Regions from separate parts of the Mus musculus genome. Here region 2 is linked to region 1. The links are chromatin loops, found by intact Hi-C in ENCODE. Cell type or tissue: left cerebral cortex. All regions are shown on one strand.

Region 1 (8,000 bases):
TTAATGTTTAACACAGACATATGGAAATTATTATATTATATATAATATTTTATTATTTAAAATATTTTTAGATTTAATACAATTGCATATATTACATATTAAATATAATTGTATACTATTTTATGAATATATAACTAATATATTACTAACCTATCTCATGAATTTTACATTTTTCTTTTTCTGGTTCGAATGCTATTCTGTGGAAACGCTTCTGAATATTAATGAGAACTGTGCTGATTCACAGACCATGCTCTCTGTTTCTCTCCAAATTTCCCATGCTTATCTTTCCCTCTGAGGACAGAAGGGCATATTTTCTAGTTTCACAGACCACTGGGCAGCACTATTATTTAAATATTTGCTGAGAGAATTGTGGTATTTATTTAAATTTTAAGTTGAAATTTACTGAGTAGTAACACAGTACATTCATTTGGGGGCTGTGGGAGAGATGGTTCAGCAGTTAAAAACATCCTGTAACTACTTCTGCCCATGTGATTTTATACCTTCTTCTGGCCTCTGTGGGTAGTGCATGTGCATGCACACACACACACACACACACCTACACACACACACACACACACACACACACACACACACACACTTAAAAATACAAGATTACATGTTTCATAAATTATGTTCCTGGGGATGATGGTGGTGGTGAAGATCAAGTTTGCACTGATGTGACTGGAGGTGCTGGAGGTTGGATCTCAGTTGTACTAGACCCATATTCTACCACTGAGCCATAGACCTTGACTCTTATTGATTCTAAGTCTTTGATTAAAAGTGATTATAACCAATGTTTAAAATTTTTATATTTTTTTTTGTTAGAGGCATATATCTTTTTTATAACGTTCTCATTGTTGTCAGTCCTTCAAAATCTTTGCTGCACAGGTATGATGATATGAGTTGGAACCTCATAACTGACCCATAAAGCCTGGAGTGACCCAGTGTGCCTGTCCTCTGTGTTCTCTGGGGGATTGAAGTAAGATGCTCACTGATGCTCTTTCGCTGCCACCTTAGGTTCAGGCTCTGTGAGAGATAATTTCTTAAGAAAAGAATTAGACATAGAGTGATAAAGAGAAGGATAGGTTGTGTTTTCCCCTTGCTTACAAGCCAACCACACATGTGTGTGAGCACACACACACACATACACACACACACACACACACACACACACAAACACACACTTTTCATAGTTTACCATCTACAGTGACTGTTCTAAACAGTTTGCAAGGAAAGATTGTAAGATATGGGCTCCTAGAAACTGCTGTACCGAACAACCTCAAAAGCGAGAAGAGCTAACATTACCCCAAGAAATGAGAACAGATCTCAGCAGCACTAATGCACTTAGGGTAAGATACACTATCTTTAGCAACATGCAAAGGCATCAGCATTATTTTCAAGAAATCTTGTGAAACTGAAAGTCAAGAGAACCTACCAGCACATCCCTGGGCTGCCTGTGTGGTTCAAAGCACAGTTCAGGCTAATAATCCATGCTCAATGACAAAGCCACAGTGTGAGATTTCAAGGTGTTTTACTCAATGAAGACACATTATCAAAAGCATCCAAACAGAATACCACTGTAGTACTATTGAAGAACCCCTCTTTCCTTCTGTTGATTGTCAGTGCCCTAGTATTTTAGATAACTTGTTTATGCGTAGCACAATATGCAAGCAGCTTTATACGCGTTGCTGCATACACCTAAGTGTCTGGCCCTAGTTCAAAGCCAGACAATTTTCAAGTGACTGGCTCAGTATCTTTAATAACAATAGTATCCTAGTTAGGGTTTCTATTGCTGTGATAAAGACCATGACCAAAACAAACACAAGGGGACACCAGTTAGAGTCATTTGGGAAGATGGAGTCTCAATTGAGAAAATGCTCCCTCTACTATCATCACCCAGATTGGCCTGTAGGCAAGCCTATGGTAGTTTTTCTTGATTAATGACTAATGTGGTAGAGACCAGCTCTCTGTGGGTGATGCCACCCTTAGTCTGTTGGTCTTAAGTACAATAAGAAATCAAACTGAGCAAGCCATAAGAAGCAAGCCAATAAGCAGGACCCTCAAAAACCATGAGGACATTCCATTAACATAAAACTATCCATCACAAATAAGCAACATCTTATCTCACATGGCCAAATGTGGAATGTCCTCATGGTTTTATGTGTCTCTCAACTTGGTCTCACATTAATGGTGCTGTTTAGTGTAGCTACACAACTTATAGGAGGTTGGGCTCTTCCGGAAGAAGTGAGTCATTGGGTTTGGCGTATTTGAGGTTTCATAGCTATTATGGTTTATATATGCTCAGTCTAGGGGATGGAACAATTAGGAGGTGTGGCCTTTTTGGAGTAGGTGTGTCACTGTGGGTGTGGGCTTAAGACAGTTACCCTAACTGCCTGGAAGTCAATCTTCCACTAGCAGCCTTCAAATGAAGATATAGAACACTCAGCTCTGCCTGCATCATGTCTGCCTTGATAGATGCTGCCATGCTCCCACTTTGATAATGATGGACTGAAACTCTGAACCTGTAAGCCAGCCCAATTAAACGTTGTCCTTTATAAGACGTTGTGTTGGTCATGGTGTCTGTTCATAGCAGAAAAACTATAACTAAGACAGAAGTTGGTACCAGAGACTGGGGTATTGTGATCTAACCATACTTTTGTTTAGAAGAATGTGTATTTTGGGACTTTGGATTTGGAAAGCCGTGGGATGCTTTAAATGGGACTTAATGGGCTATCCCAGTAGGAATACAGAAGACTTGATACTGAGAGTGATTTGAATTATGCAGACCTGGCCTAAGAGGTTTCAGTAGAGAATTTCAACATGTGGCCTAGCGACTGTTTTTGTGGTATTTTGATGAAGAATGTGGCTACATTTTTGCCCTTGTCTGAAGACTTTGCCTGAGCCAACTGAGCGGTGCAGGCCTTAAGGGCCTTGAAGGCAAGATCAGCAACCTGGTTAAAGTAAGCATGCAGTCAGACAGTGGCCTGAATGATGCCAGGGTTAATGGATGCCCCTGTGTCACAAGTAACATTAAGGTTATATTCTAGGTTAATCCTAGCCTGATTCTCAGCCAAGTCATGATATACAGACCACCAATTAAGAAACAAGGCAAGGTCAAGCACCACCTTAAGGAGATTATACCAATCATAATAGGTCTGATGGTAAATGGCCCATTGCTTTAGCACTTGCTCAAAATAAGGGGAATCTGGGCCAGAATCATTGGCAGCATTTCTGATTAGTGCCAAGTTTGCCAGCTGAGTGGGAATTCCGGACCTAGTCGCTGCACTAAGGCCAGGATTGACAGGTAAAGCCTCACAATATACCTTAGAAGAATGAGGCCCCCCAGGGGAATGGCAGTCCAGCTCGAGGGACAGGCATCGCAGGAGCGACCACCACAGGAATAACTGCTGGAAGGCAAAGTCCCTCTAAACCACTTTATGGGTAAGCTGGGAGAACCTCCAATGGGGCAGGGGCAGAAGGGCTAGTGAGCGAGGGACCTGGGAGAGCAGGGGTAGAGGATGGCCTGGAGCCTGACTACCAGATGGCCGGAGCAGAGGCACCCTCATACTCATTCTTGAGATCATTTTTTTTCCCTTAAGGTACTTGTTGACTATCGGTCTCATGCCCGTATTTAGCCTTAGATGGAGTTTACCACCCGCTTTGGGCTGCATTCCCAAGCAACCCGACTCCGGGAAGACCCAAGCCTGGGGCTGGGCCTCCATCAGAAGGACTTGAGCCCACAAGCGGCGCTGGGGAGTGGGTCTTCTGTACACCACATTTCGCGCGCCGCGCCGCGCCTTGAGATCATTTTACTTTCCTGGAAAATTGGGAGTGGTTCATAATAGAAAGTTGAATATTAGCCTGATCCTGGCACTGTTTGTAATGGGCAGCCACCACTTCCTCTGGGGAAGAATTCTTAAGACTGGCAATAACTGTAAGGAGGAAAGGGACAAAACACAAGGGAGGTGTAATCCCAGACTGTACCTTGATCTTGCAGATGAGGAAGAGAACACACATCCAGGGGTCAGGGTCCTACATATTCTCTGGTGACATCCAGGGGGCCAAAATAGCAACTTCCTCTCAAAGTTGGTCTATATCATGTTTTTATCTTGAGACCACAAGTAACTAGAAGGGTTTTGAGTGCCCTAATCTGGGGTTCCTTGATGGTAGAGGGGAGGGGACCCATAATGACAAGAGCAAAGGAAACAAACAATGAACAGATATGAGAGATATGACAGGCAAGGCAAGAAAAGTCTTATACTAAGCAGGGGACTCCCTCAAGTGTAGCTCAAAGGCTATATGCCTTCATGGTGTCCTCAGTTGGAAAAGGTGTTTGGGAGTCAGTTCCCTGTTCCATCACCTGGAAGTCCCTATGTCAGATACCAGGATGAAGACAAGCTGAAAGTGAAAGTAAGTAGCTCTTAGAGAATAGTGGACAAAGACAAAGAAGACAGAAAAGAGTCCACATGCTCACCCTGTAACCTAGACCAGAACTGAAAGTATGTAGATTTGCTAGGGTGAGCAGAAAAACAAAGACAAAGGAAAAAAAGAAAAGATGGCCACCACATGCTCATTGTTGAACTGAGACCAAAAGAGACAGTATGACAGTCACTGGGATGAACAGACAACAGAGATAAAGAAGACAGAAGTGAGGTCTGTGTACTCACCTTCACAGGACCCACAGCATAAAACAATAAGGGGCCAACTCACTGAAGAAACTACATAAAGGGGCATGACAGTAACTCCAAGGAGAAGAAGAGCAGGTCAGGGAAAACCATGGGCACAGTCCTTGCAGTTACAGGCAAAATGAGCCCCTAGAAAAGGAGGATCACAAAAGTAGCCACAAAACAATGATTTTGCTGAAAGGACCCTGATATAGCTGTCTCATATGAGGCTATGCCAGTGCCTGGCAAATACAGAAGTGGATCCTCACAGTCATCTATTGGATAGAACACAGGGCCCCCAATGGAGAAGCTAGAGAAAGCAACCAAGGAGCTGAAGAGGTCTGCAACCCTATAGGTGGAACAACAATATGAATTAAACAGTACCCCCAGAGCTTATGTCTCTAGCTGTGTATCAGAAGATGGACTAGTCGGCCATCATTGGGAAGAGAGGCTCCTTGGTATTGCAAACTTTATATGCCCCAGTACAGGGGAACGCCAGGGCCAAGAAGTAGGAGTGGGTGGGTAGGGGAAGTTTATAGGGAACTTAAAAAAAAAAAAGATGATGAAGTAGTCCATAGACCACTCTGGGTGACAGATGTTACCTGTGCCATTCGACCCTATTTGCCCTTGGGCATTGGAGGTGAGGTGGCACTGAATCAACAACACAGACTGCAGAGCAAGGGAGAAAGGCTGCAGCAAGCTCACCTGAATGCTGCTGCAAGCTTCTTTAATACTCTCCATCAATGCCCCATTGGTCCCAAGAAAGTAGCTCCTCTAAATAGCAGTTCCTGATTGGTTGGCATTGTCTGTGCCAGCAATCCTTGGTCTCTCAGGTAGTCCTAAATTAGGTCCTCCTGCAGGAGATGCCTTTGACCTGCACATTGATGCAGATGTGGCACACCATTCCTCCTACATCCTGCTGTAAGATTCACAGATGATAATGCAACTTTTATTAAATAACCTTTCACATAAAAAAAAGAGAGAGCAAATAGGCCTGGACAGTAGGCAAAGGCATTTGTCACTCTATGCAATGTCTTGAGTTTCATCCGTGGGATCCACATAGTGCAAGAAGAAAAGCAATTCTAGCAAGTTGCCCCCTGTCTTCATGAAGTACCCTGGCATATGTGTGGGTAAACGAAATAAATAGATTTAAAAAAAAGAAATAAAATAAAACAATAGACAACTAATCGAAAAAGGTCAACAGAAAGAAAGGTCTGTGACTTTGGTTTTACCAGTGAAATCAACCTTTGATCTGTGCTGGGATTTGCTTACGGTGGGCTTTAGCAATTATTAAAAGGAAAAAGAATCACCATGGATCTTATGCAGATCACACTTCTCTGAGCTTTCCTCTCAGCCTGCAAAATCTTCCTTGGCGTGTTCAGAGGCACTTTATATCCAGAGTACACCTTACATTTCTCCTCATCCTGCACATTATTTTAGATTCTTGACTTACCCATTCATTTCACACCTCTAGGGTACTGCCAATGCTGGCCAGATGTCTGAAAACAACCTCATCTTCTCCTTATCTATTTCCTTAGAAATTCCATCAATGCTATCTATAGATCTAGAAATAACATAGATAAATATATGTATCTTTGATTTTCTCCCTTATCTATTACTTGCCTCCACTCACTGTTGACTTTTGTAGAGTTGCTTCTGTTATGTGTCTTTTAGTGGAGAGCTTATTTAAGTGTATTTTAATTATTCTTTTTTTCCCCTGTAGTAATGTTCTCAATATTTTAATGAGAAAAAGAAATTCACAGAGAAGTTTTAATACAATACACCTCATGCTGTGGTGGTGATCCACACCCATACAATTATTTAGTTGCTACTTCATATCAGTACCTTCACTGCTATTATAAACTGTAATATAAATATCTAATAGGCAGTTGGTCTTAGACAACCTCTATGAAATGGTCATTATACCCAAACCAGAGGTTGAGAATTGTTGCACTAGAGTCATTTGAGAGGAGGGAACTTCAATGGAGAAAATGCCTCAATAAGTTCAGGCAGTGGGTATTTTCTTAAATAACAATTGGTCAGGGAGAGATCAACTCACTACAGAGGGTGCCACAGCTGGACTGGTGGTGCTGTGGGAAAGCAGTTGAAGCAAGCCATGGGGAGCAAGCCAGGTCACATAAAAAATAAAAGAAAGAAAGCAGGGCCCTGATATATCTGCAAGAGGAACGCTCAATAGCTAATAGCAGAATTGGCTCAACTATAAACAGAAATGTTCTTTTATTTGTCATAATGGGAAAGGAGGAGGTAGAATGTGCTATGCTCATCCCTCTGCCACTGGGCAGATACCAGCAATGACAACTGCAGGACAGAAACTATGTACCAGAAATTCCTCAGAGCTAGAAAGGTATTCAAGGGTTGCCTTTTTGCCCACACCCACCTTTTTTTTTCTGGGCAGAAGGTTTTAATAATACTCATTTTATGTGAGTCTCCTGAGCAAGGCAGCAACTTGTTTGTAGTAACTGAAAGCTAACAAAGCAAAAGGTAGGTTATTAAATGATCACAATTTCAAATCAATACTGTTAATATTTGAGTCACAGTTCTTGAGACTGCTTTTTCGGTTGGGTTTCTAACTATCTTTTTTGCTTTTTAATTGATTATTTTATTTATTTACATTTCAAATGTTGCCCCTCCCACTTCACTCCTCAAAGCATTCTTCACTCCATTCCCCATTTGCCTCTGAGAGGTTGTTCCCCTCCCAAGCATCTGCTTCCTGTGTGGGGGGGGGGGGTATCAATCAATCAATAGGATTAGGCACTTCTTCTCTCACTGAGGCCAGACAAGGCAGTCCTCTGCTACATATGTGCTGAGAGCCTCAGGCCAGTCCATGTATGCTCTTTGGTTGGTGGATTAGACTCTGGGAGCTCCCAGGGGTGAAGGTTAGTTGACACTGTTGGTCTTCCTATGGGGTTTGCATCCCCTTCAGCCCCTTCAGTCCTTCACCTGACTTTTATAGGGATTCCTGACATCAGTCCAATGGTTGACTGTAGGCATTTGCAACTGTCTATGTCAGCTTCTGGTAAAGTCTCTCAGATGACAACCATGCTAGACTCCTGTCTGTAAGAAAAACATGACATCAGTAATAGTGTCAGTAATGGTACCTGTCCATGGGATGGATCCCAAGTTGGGCTGGTCACTGGATGGCTTTTCTTTCAGTCTCTGCTCCATTTTTGTCCTTGCCTTTCTTTTATACAAGGACAACTTTGGGTCATAAGTTATAAATGTGGGTTGGTGACCTGATCCCTCTACTGGGGGGTTCTGTCTATCTACTGGAGATGGTCTCTTCAGGTTCCATCTCCCCATTGCTGGGGATTTTGG
Region 2 (8,000 bases), 560 kb before region 1:
AGTGGTCATTTTGTTGTCACGGTTGCCCCAATCAAAGAGATGGATAGAGGGTCTTGGGGCTGCAGCTGTTTGTCTGATCATTTAACCTTCGGAAGCCGGTTTTATTAAAGTGTTCCTGTTGCCGAAAATGAATTACAAAGCTTTCCCTTCTTCTGTAGGAAATAAGAGTGCCCAGATGAGATTACACGGCTTCCTATGATATCTAAATAAGATTAGTTTGCTGAAGATCACATTAAAATCCCATTAAAGAGACAGTTCCGCTCCAGCCCCCCTCCTCTCCTCAGGCAAGTTCTGAGAGAGTTGATGAAAATTGCTCAGGGATGACACGCAGGCTTTGGATACCCCGTGGAGACCCGGGAGAGGGGGTGGGAATATTACCCTAGCCACACTCATTGCAGGAGCAGGATCTGTGTGCATGGCCCATTACTTACAGATGACAGTTCCTGACTCTAAGGAGGAAAGACTTTAGGGAAGAATTGGTAATAAGATGAACAGAACACAGGATGGAGCCACCGAGGTCAGTCCCAGAGAACATCCAGGAAATCATTAATTCATTTTTTCATGTGACAAGGATAACAATATTAATGTTTAAGTATTTATAGTCTTCCCTCGAGCTTGCTTCCAAGAAAGAGAGACTATTTGCTCTCAGGAGGCTGCCAAGCTTGGACAGACCTTGCATGTGGAATGCAGACATCATTATCTTCTCCACTTTGTCTCTGTGCCGATTGGTGTGTGGATGTTCATGCACATGTATGTGAAATGTAGAGAACAGCACCTCTTCTACCCCCTCTACATGCACACTGATGAATGTGTGTGCATACATGCACACACATTCGGAATGTAGATCACAGCCTCATCTGTCCTACCTTAGGCACCACCCACCTTGTATTTTTGAGACAGGATTTCTGACTGGCCAGGAGCTCATCAAGTGGTCTGTATGGCCAAATAGTGAACCCCTGGGCTCCACCTGTCTCTAGCACCTCAGTGCTGTGGTTGCAGATGCTGATGTCTTCTAGCATTCACAGGTTTGTGGTGCATAGACATACATGTAGACAAACACACATACATGTTAAATAAAAACAACATGACCATGTTTCAGGATATCAAACTCAGTTGGACATACCTCACTTGCCACTTGTATTATTTCTTACAACAAACAAACAAACAAACAAACAAACAAACAAACAAACAAACAAACAGTTGTTCTAGAAGAGCTGAAGAGATAGCTCTTCCTGTAAGAGCCCTGGGTATTCATCCAGAGGACATCGGTTTGATTCCCAGCATCTACCCACATGGCATATCTCTTCTGTCTTTAATTTATCTCCAGTCCTTAAGGATCCGAGGGTCTGAGTATCAAACTCAAGTAGAATGAATATTAACCTCGGTTACACTGATCTTCAGTAGGAAGGGAAGTGACTGATGCCATAGCACGAAGCAGGATCAATGGGGTGGCCAGAGCTTGAGTACAATCTGATGAAGAGCTAAGAGGTGACTTGGAAGGATCTGTGACAGCAGATGATACTTGGGGAAGATCAGACAGGCGAGGGAATCTGCAAGAGACTCACTTGGTCTATCTGTCAGTGCTTCTTTGAAGACCTTTCAGTGGTTATATACAACTTGTCTTAACTTTTTAATGGCTGCAATGCAGACTTGAAAACCCAAATGTTATTTGATCCTGATCCTTATTGATCCATTCAGGGAAGATGCTATGCTTGTCAGTTTTGTGTTAACTTTCCCAGAACCCCTGAGATAACCTATAAAGGCTTTGGTCCGTGGGCGTTGGCTCCTTGTTTTTGGTCCTACGGTGAGACAGAAAAGCCTGGTGATGAGTGTGTGGTAGAGCGCAGCTGCTCACTTTGTGGTAGCCAGGAGGAAAAGAGGAAGCTGGGGCCCTGACTAAGACCATATCCCTTGAAGAACATGTGACCAGTGACCCAAGTTCCTTTTCCATGTCCTCTCATTATAGTCTCTTTGATTTATTCCTTGACAATTTCATAGATATCCACAGTGTATCTTGGTAATATCCACTCCCGACTTAATCCTTACAGCTAGGTCAGTAATGCTGTTCAATGGTTCTTTATGGTTTGTGGGACACATGACAGGCAGAAAAGATCACAAACTCCATCTCACTTTATGCTTATCAAAGGTGTGGACCTTGAGGAGGGCATGCGTCAGGCTTCTTGTTTTCACCACAACCTCACAACTTTCACTAGGTTAATTAATTTGTTTCATTTTGGTGTTAAATTAAATTCTTTTATTAGTTGATGCCTCTGCCTCTGTCTCTGTCTCTGTCTCTGTCTCTCTCTGTCTCTGTCTCTGTCTCTCTCTGTCTCTCTGTCTCTCTGTCTCTCTGTCTCTCTCTCTCTCTCTCTCTCTCTCTCTCTCTCTCTCTCTCTCTCTCTCTGTGTGTGTGTGTGTGTGTGTGTGTGTGTGTCCCAGGTGTCTGTCCTTAGAGGCCAGAGAGAACATTTGGATGTCCTGGATCTGGAATTACAGGCAGTCATGAGCCACCTTACACCTTACATGAGTGCTACAAGAGCAGTTCATGCTCTTAACCCCTGAGCCACTTCTCCAGCAGCTTTGGTACCATCTGCACCTCAAAGTTGTTTAGAGATCGATTGATTTGTTCAGTTTTATTAACTGTATATTAGCCAGGCTTTTCTAAGGGTCACAGAACTTATGGAATGTCTCTACATATGAAGGGCATTTATTGTAATGACTTACAGTCTGTAGTTCAACTATCCCAACAATGGGTAGCTATGAACAGACACCATGACCAAGGCAACTCTTGTAAGAACAACATTTAATTGGGGCTGGCTTACAGGTTCAGAGATTCAGTCCATTACCATCAGGGTGGGAACACAGCAGCATCTGGGCAGGCATGGTGCAGGAGTTGCTGAGAGTTCTACATCTTCATCTGAAGGCAGTCAGGAGAAGAGGGAGAATGCTGGCTTCCATGCAGCTAGGATGACGGTCTTAAAGCACACACCCACAGTGACACACTCCCTCCAGCAAGGCCACACCTACTCCAAGAAGACCACACTGCCAAATAATGCCACTCCCTGAGCCAAACATATTCAAATTACCACACTGTGCTTATATCTTTGGTCCCACATTTCATCTTTTCTACATTAAAATGGACAAACTGCAATTCCTCTCTGCTACTTGTTTTAACTATGAAAATGAATCCTTCCTACAGGTAAATACAAGTGTCTTTAGCTACCTAGGATACTTTCAATGACAGTGCAAAATATAAAAATGAAACACTCATAAGGATAAATAAATGATAAACACTTTGAAAAATCAAAATACAACATAAACAGGTTTGGGGGGGGGGAGATTACAAAGCGAGATTGAGAAACTTCAGCTTCTTTCACAAACTCATTTTCTGAGACATCTCTAGGTGTCACTGTTGAGACACCATCTGGAAAAGAACACTATCCAGATTTGACACTGAGAAGGGCTGCTGGGGTAGAGTTTGAGTGTCTTTGAGCATGCGCGCGCGCGCGCGCGCGCACACACACACACACACACACACACACAGACACGGGTGGGGCTCTTTTGGCAGGTGATGGTACAGGATCAGATGGAGGAACACGGAGAACTTAACTCTAGCATTCTGCCTTTGCATTCTTAGATTGGTAATTTGGAGAAATAGCATTTCCCGGTCTTCCTTTACTTCTTTTCCTAAGGCTGACTCAAGCCAGCTAGAGCTTCAGGTTGTGTGAAGCCTCCTGTGTGTGGATTTGTGGTGAGATATTAAGTCCTGCTCATAAGAACCCAGGAACCAAAAGAACAGCTTTCAGGTCTAACTTCTAACCAGATCTCTAAGTTAGAGCTGGGTTACATTTCAAGGTTGGGGGTCCTGAAACTCTGATTTTGCAAAGATGTCATCTTATAGTCTTTCCCTTTTTTCTTTTGTTTATTTAGTGCTTTGGGAAAGCTCTCAGAAGGGCTAATTTGTCTAATATAATATGTTTGGATGTACTTCTAATTTTCCTTTTGTAAAAAGTCCTTTCACTAATATTTTAATTGATTAACTTAATGCTGTGCTAAATTAATACTTTTTATTAAATACATTTCATTTTCTAGATTTCAAAGGCTGCCCTTGTCCGTCTTTGAGTCTCACTCTGCAATAGCAGTAAAAGAGCATCAGGTGAACTGTGGGGACATTAAGTGTCTAGTGTGGACAGATGACAAAGATTAGGGTTCCCACAGTTGCTCAGAAGCCATGGCCTACTTTACGGACAGTGTTGTCCAGCCAAGTTCAAAAGTGTTTACCCTAAGGGCAAGGTGTATAGAGTGATCCATTTTGAGCATGTGAGAAATGGGTATGGGGGACTTTTGGGATATCATTGGAAATGTAATTGAGGAAAATATGTAATAAAAATATTAAAAAAAGAGAAATCACTTATAAAGAACAAACAAAAAACACAAATGTCTGGAACGGTGGGAAGCTAGGTATTCCTAAAGACCAGGATGAGGATGGGGATATGGAGGCAGTATTTCCATGGTGACTCCTCTTTGATGCCTTCAAAACAAAGAAACTGACCACAGACATTATTCCCTCGGTAAACATAGCTGTTCTCTCTCTCTCTCTCTGTCTTTCTCTGTCTATCTCTCGCTCTATATCTATGTCTATGTCTATGTCTATGTCTATGTCTATGTCTATATCTATATCCATATCTATATACTGTATACACACACACACATACACACACACACACACACACACTCAGTTCACAAATGTACATTTATGTGTCTGTACATGTTTATGAGTGCACATGTATGTGTGTGCACATCTGTGAAGGCTAGAGTTTGACATTAAGTGTCACTTTCCATCACTTTCCAGCATCTCTCAGTGAACCTGGAGCTCACCAATCAACCTAAGTGGGCTGGTCACTGAGCCTAAGGGCTTTGGTCGTTTCTGTCTCTGACTGTTGGGATTACAGGCATCTGTTGTGTTCAGCTTTTACACAGTGCTGCAGACTGAACTCAGGGATTCTTGCTTGCACAACAAACACTTCACTAACCTAGGTATCTCCATAGACTCTGTTCATCTCCTTTAAAACAAAGTGAGGTGTCTGAAGAGAGAAAATCTAAGTTAGAGTTGACAAGTACTTTTTTTTTTTTTTTGTTAGACAGTAATTGTTTTGATGACTTATTTTTCTTGCCTGATGAGAAAATCAAGCAGAAGGATTATATGTGGGTTTCTGGACGGAGGTGAGAAACTCAACTCTGTCAGAAGCGGGTAATAGATGTTTGTGCTAATGGCTAACCATCAGTTAGCCTCTCGTGGTTGATTAGGAAATGGTCAGCACCTCTACTGTGCTGGCTGGCTGCCAGGCATGCTTACGAATACTCTGCACATATTCACCCATTTGCTTCCTGTCAGGTAGATAATGGGGCCATCCCAATTTTATCCCTCAAGAAATGAGGCATGATATGTTAGAAGATTCTGCTAATGTCTCATAGTTAACAGGAAACAGAAGTGAGATTTGAACTCTGGCTAGTCTGGTTAAGGTTACACGTGATGAACTAATTGGATATTAAGTGTTAGTTAATTACACTTTATGACAATTTACATTTTATGAATTATAGAGATAGATGAAAAACATGCATTATTTTGGGGGGTTGGGAGTTGGGAATGGGGGGTAGTCATCTCTGGAAGAGTAGCTGAGGCTGACATGTTTATGCCTAGAGGAAGTAGTGCCAGAAGTAACAGAGCGATTTCATCAGTTTAGTAAGTCTTAATGAGTAACATATATATATACATACATACACACACATATATATAATTTCTGGAGATGGCTACAGTGGCAAGAGAGAGAGGGGGAAGAGGTGGTGTTGATAGAGGGGAGGGAGGAGGGAGGAAGGACGGAGGAGGGGATGAAGGAGGGAGGAAGGAAGCAAGGGATTGAGCTGTGTGTGGTGGCACACACCTGTGATTCCAGGGAGATAGACGCTGACAGATTAAGAGTTCAAGACCAGACAAAGGCACATAGCAATTTCAAAGCTAGTCATTCTATGTGACCCTCTATCTCAAAAAACAAACAAGGGGCTGGATAGACGGCTTAGTGTTTACTGGTATTTTTCCAGAGGACCTGCACTTAATTCCTAGCATCTGTGTGCAGGCTCACAACTGTAACTCCAGTTTTGGGATCCAATGCCTTCTTCTGGCCCCTGTCAGTACTGCTTGTACATGGTGCACTGACCTACATGTGGGCACACACACACACATTAAACAAAATTAAAAGAACAAAAAAGCTAAATAAAAAACAAAACAAAAGGAAGAAAAACAGAAAGGAAAGGAAAGAATGGCAGATAAAGAACTGTCTGTCATCTTAGACATTATTTTCTAAGTCGTTGCTAGGAATAACCCAGATTGTATGGATCAGATTCAAGAGTTTGACAAAATGTACGTAGAAACTGTAAATCTTGCTGTTTTGTTTCATGTGTGTAGAGCTGCAACTGTATCCTGGGGCTGTTCAAATTCAAAACGACATCACTGCTGCCCTAAGGGTTGACAATGCAAACAGTCAGATTTGATTTTTTTTTTTTAAACCAGAAGCAAATGTTGCACATCACCGTTGCTTCTGCTTCTTTCCATTTTAAATTGGTGCTTATTCCAAGAGCACTGACATCCACCCCACTGATTCCACTCCATGCCTCAGTGAGGGAAAGTGGGATATATGCCTAAAATATTTCTTGCTCTGCGGCAGTTATATATAAGAAGTGACATTCCTCAACCGTTCTGCACAGGGCAGTCAGCTACTTGTATCAGCTTTTCCTGTCAAACAGAAACGTCAGGATTAGAGAAACGAGGAGGCTGGCAAGATGGCTCAGTAGGTGAGGGTGCGTGCTGCCAAGCCTGTTCATCTGAGTGTGAGGGTTTGATCCTTGGCCTCCCCATGGGAGGAGAGAACCAGTTGCCCTCCACAGGTGCTGTGTGCGTGTGTGAAAGAGAGAGAACACACCTTCATTTATAACATCATCATCATCATCACTGCAATAATAACAGTGAATACCAGTAACTCGTAGACAGCCACCTCAGAATAAATGCTGGGAGATACCTGGTAATTTCCCTACCAAACTAATGTCTTTTGTGTCAAGAAGTCTCCCAAATGTCACTGTAGAGTCAGCACACCATAGACTTCTGACCCATGGTCTTTATGATGCTCTAGCTAGCTAGCCTATTGTTAAGTAGGTCACTTTCTGCCAGTAAGATAGCAGTTAATCCCCATTCCTAGGGTGAAAAGCCAATAATTGAGCTTAAGTGACTTCCACAGGGCATCTATGGATGTCTGCCTACTGTTATAAGATGGTCCATCCTGCACATACTCCCGAGGACCAGCCCTCAGGTGCATGGAGCTCACAGTGGAAACCTTGGCATGAATATCAGGCCTGGGACAGAGTTGGCTTGGTTCCTGAAGTTCTAACAGCTTGCAGTGTGATAGAAACTCATTCTTGCTTCATCTCAACAGATTCCAACCAACACCGTTGTCGGAGCCTGTGCTCGGCACTGCCACCCAAAGTCAGGGACTATCTGGTTCCATCCTGAAGAAATGCCAGGTGCACCCACTGGATTTTGTTTTATAGATTTATGTACTTCTTCTTTTCAAATGGTCAGTGGGGAATTTTAAAATCTCTGTAAATGGAGATTCAGGGAAGACTTCCAAGCCTCTCATTACATTAGTGACTGGCAGAGGGCCAAAAGAAAAAGAAAAAGAAAAAGAAACCCAACAACTCTGGAGCATAGAGAGTAAAACAGAAAAACAGAATGAAAGAAATCATAATCATATGTGAGACAATCTAACAGCAGAGAGGTATGGAGAGACAGGTTCTTTACAATGGGGAGATGTGTTGCCATTTCACAGAAAGCCAAGTGGCTGTTAACTGGCTGTGTGCACTACACACTCCCTCAATGTATGGTCTACTCCTTGTGTTACCTGGGGTCTGACTAGACCAGGTGTTTCTAAGTTCTTGGCATCGTACTCAAA

The links. Peaks named below come from ENCODE experiments on the same cell type or tissue, not always from the same donor. Only the 100,000 strongest peaks of a DNase experiment are listed, where the experiment ranks them.
Region 2: it touches region 1 in a loop (3-fold over the local background); 3 of 42 quality-filtered maps call a loop at or near these places.

Annotation. Positions count from the first base shown.
Region 1 is chr1:122,353,539-122,361,538 of GRCm38, forward strand. No RefSeq gene overlaps it. Among named protein-coding and RNA genes, the nearest start is that of Gm28590, 150 kb to the left of the region's middle. In left cerebral cortex, no CTCF peak of the experiment used is centred here; a DNase peak (open chromatin) is centred at 3,667.
Region 2 is chr1:121,795,250-121,803,249 of GRCm38, forward strand. No RefSeq gene overlaps it. Among named protein-coding and RNA genes, the nearest start is that of Ddx18, 230 kb to the left of the region's middle. In left cerebral cortex, a CTCF peak has its summit at 3,406; DNase peaks (open chromatin) are centred at 3,470 and 7,480; H3K4me3 peaks cover 188 bases.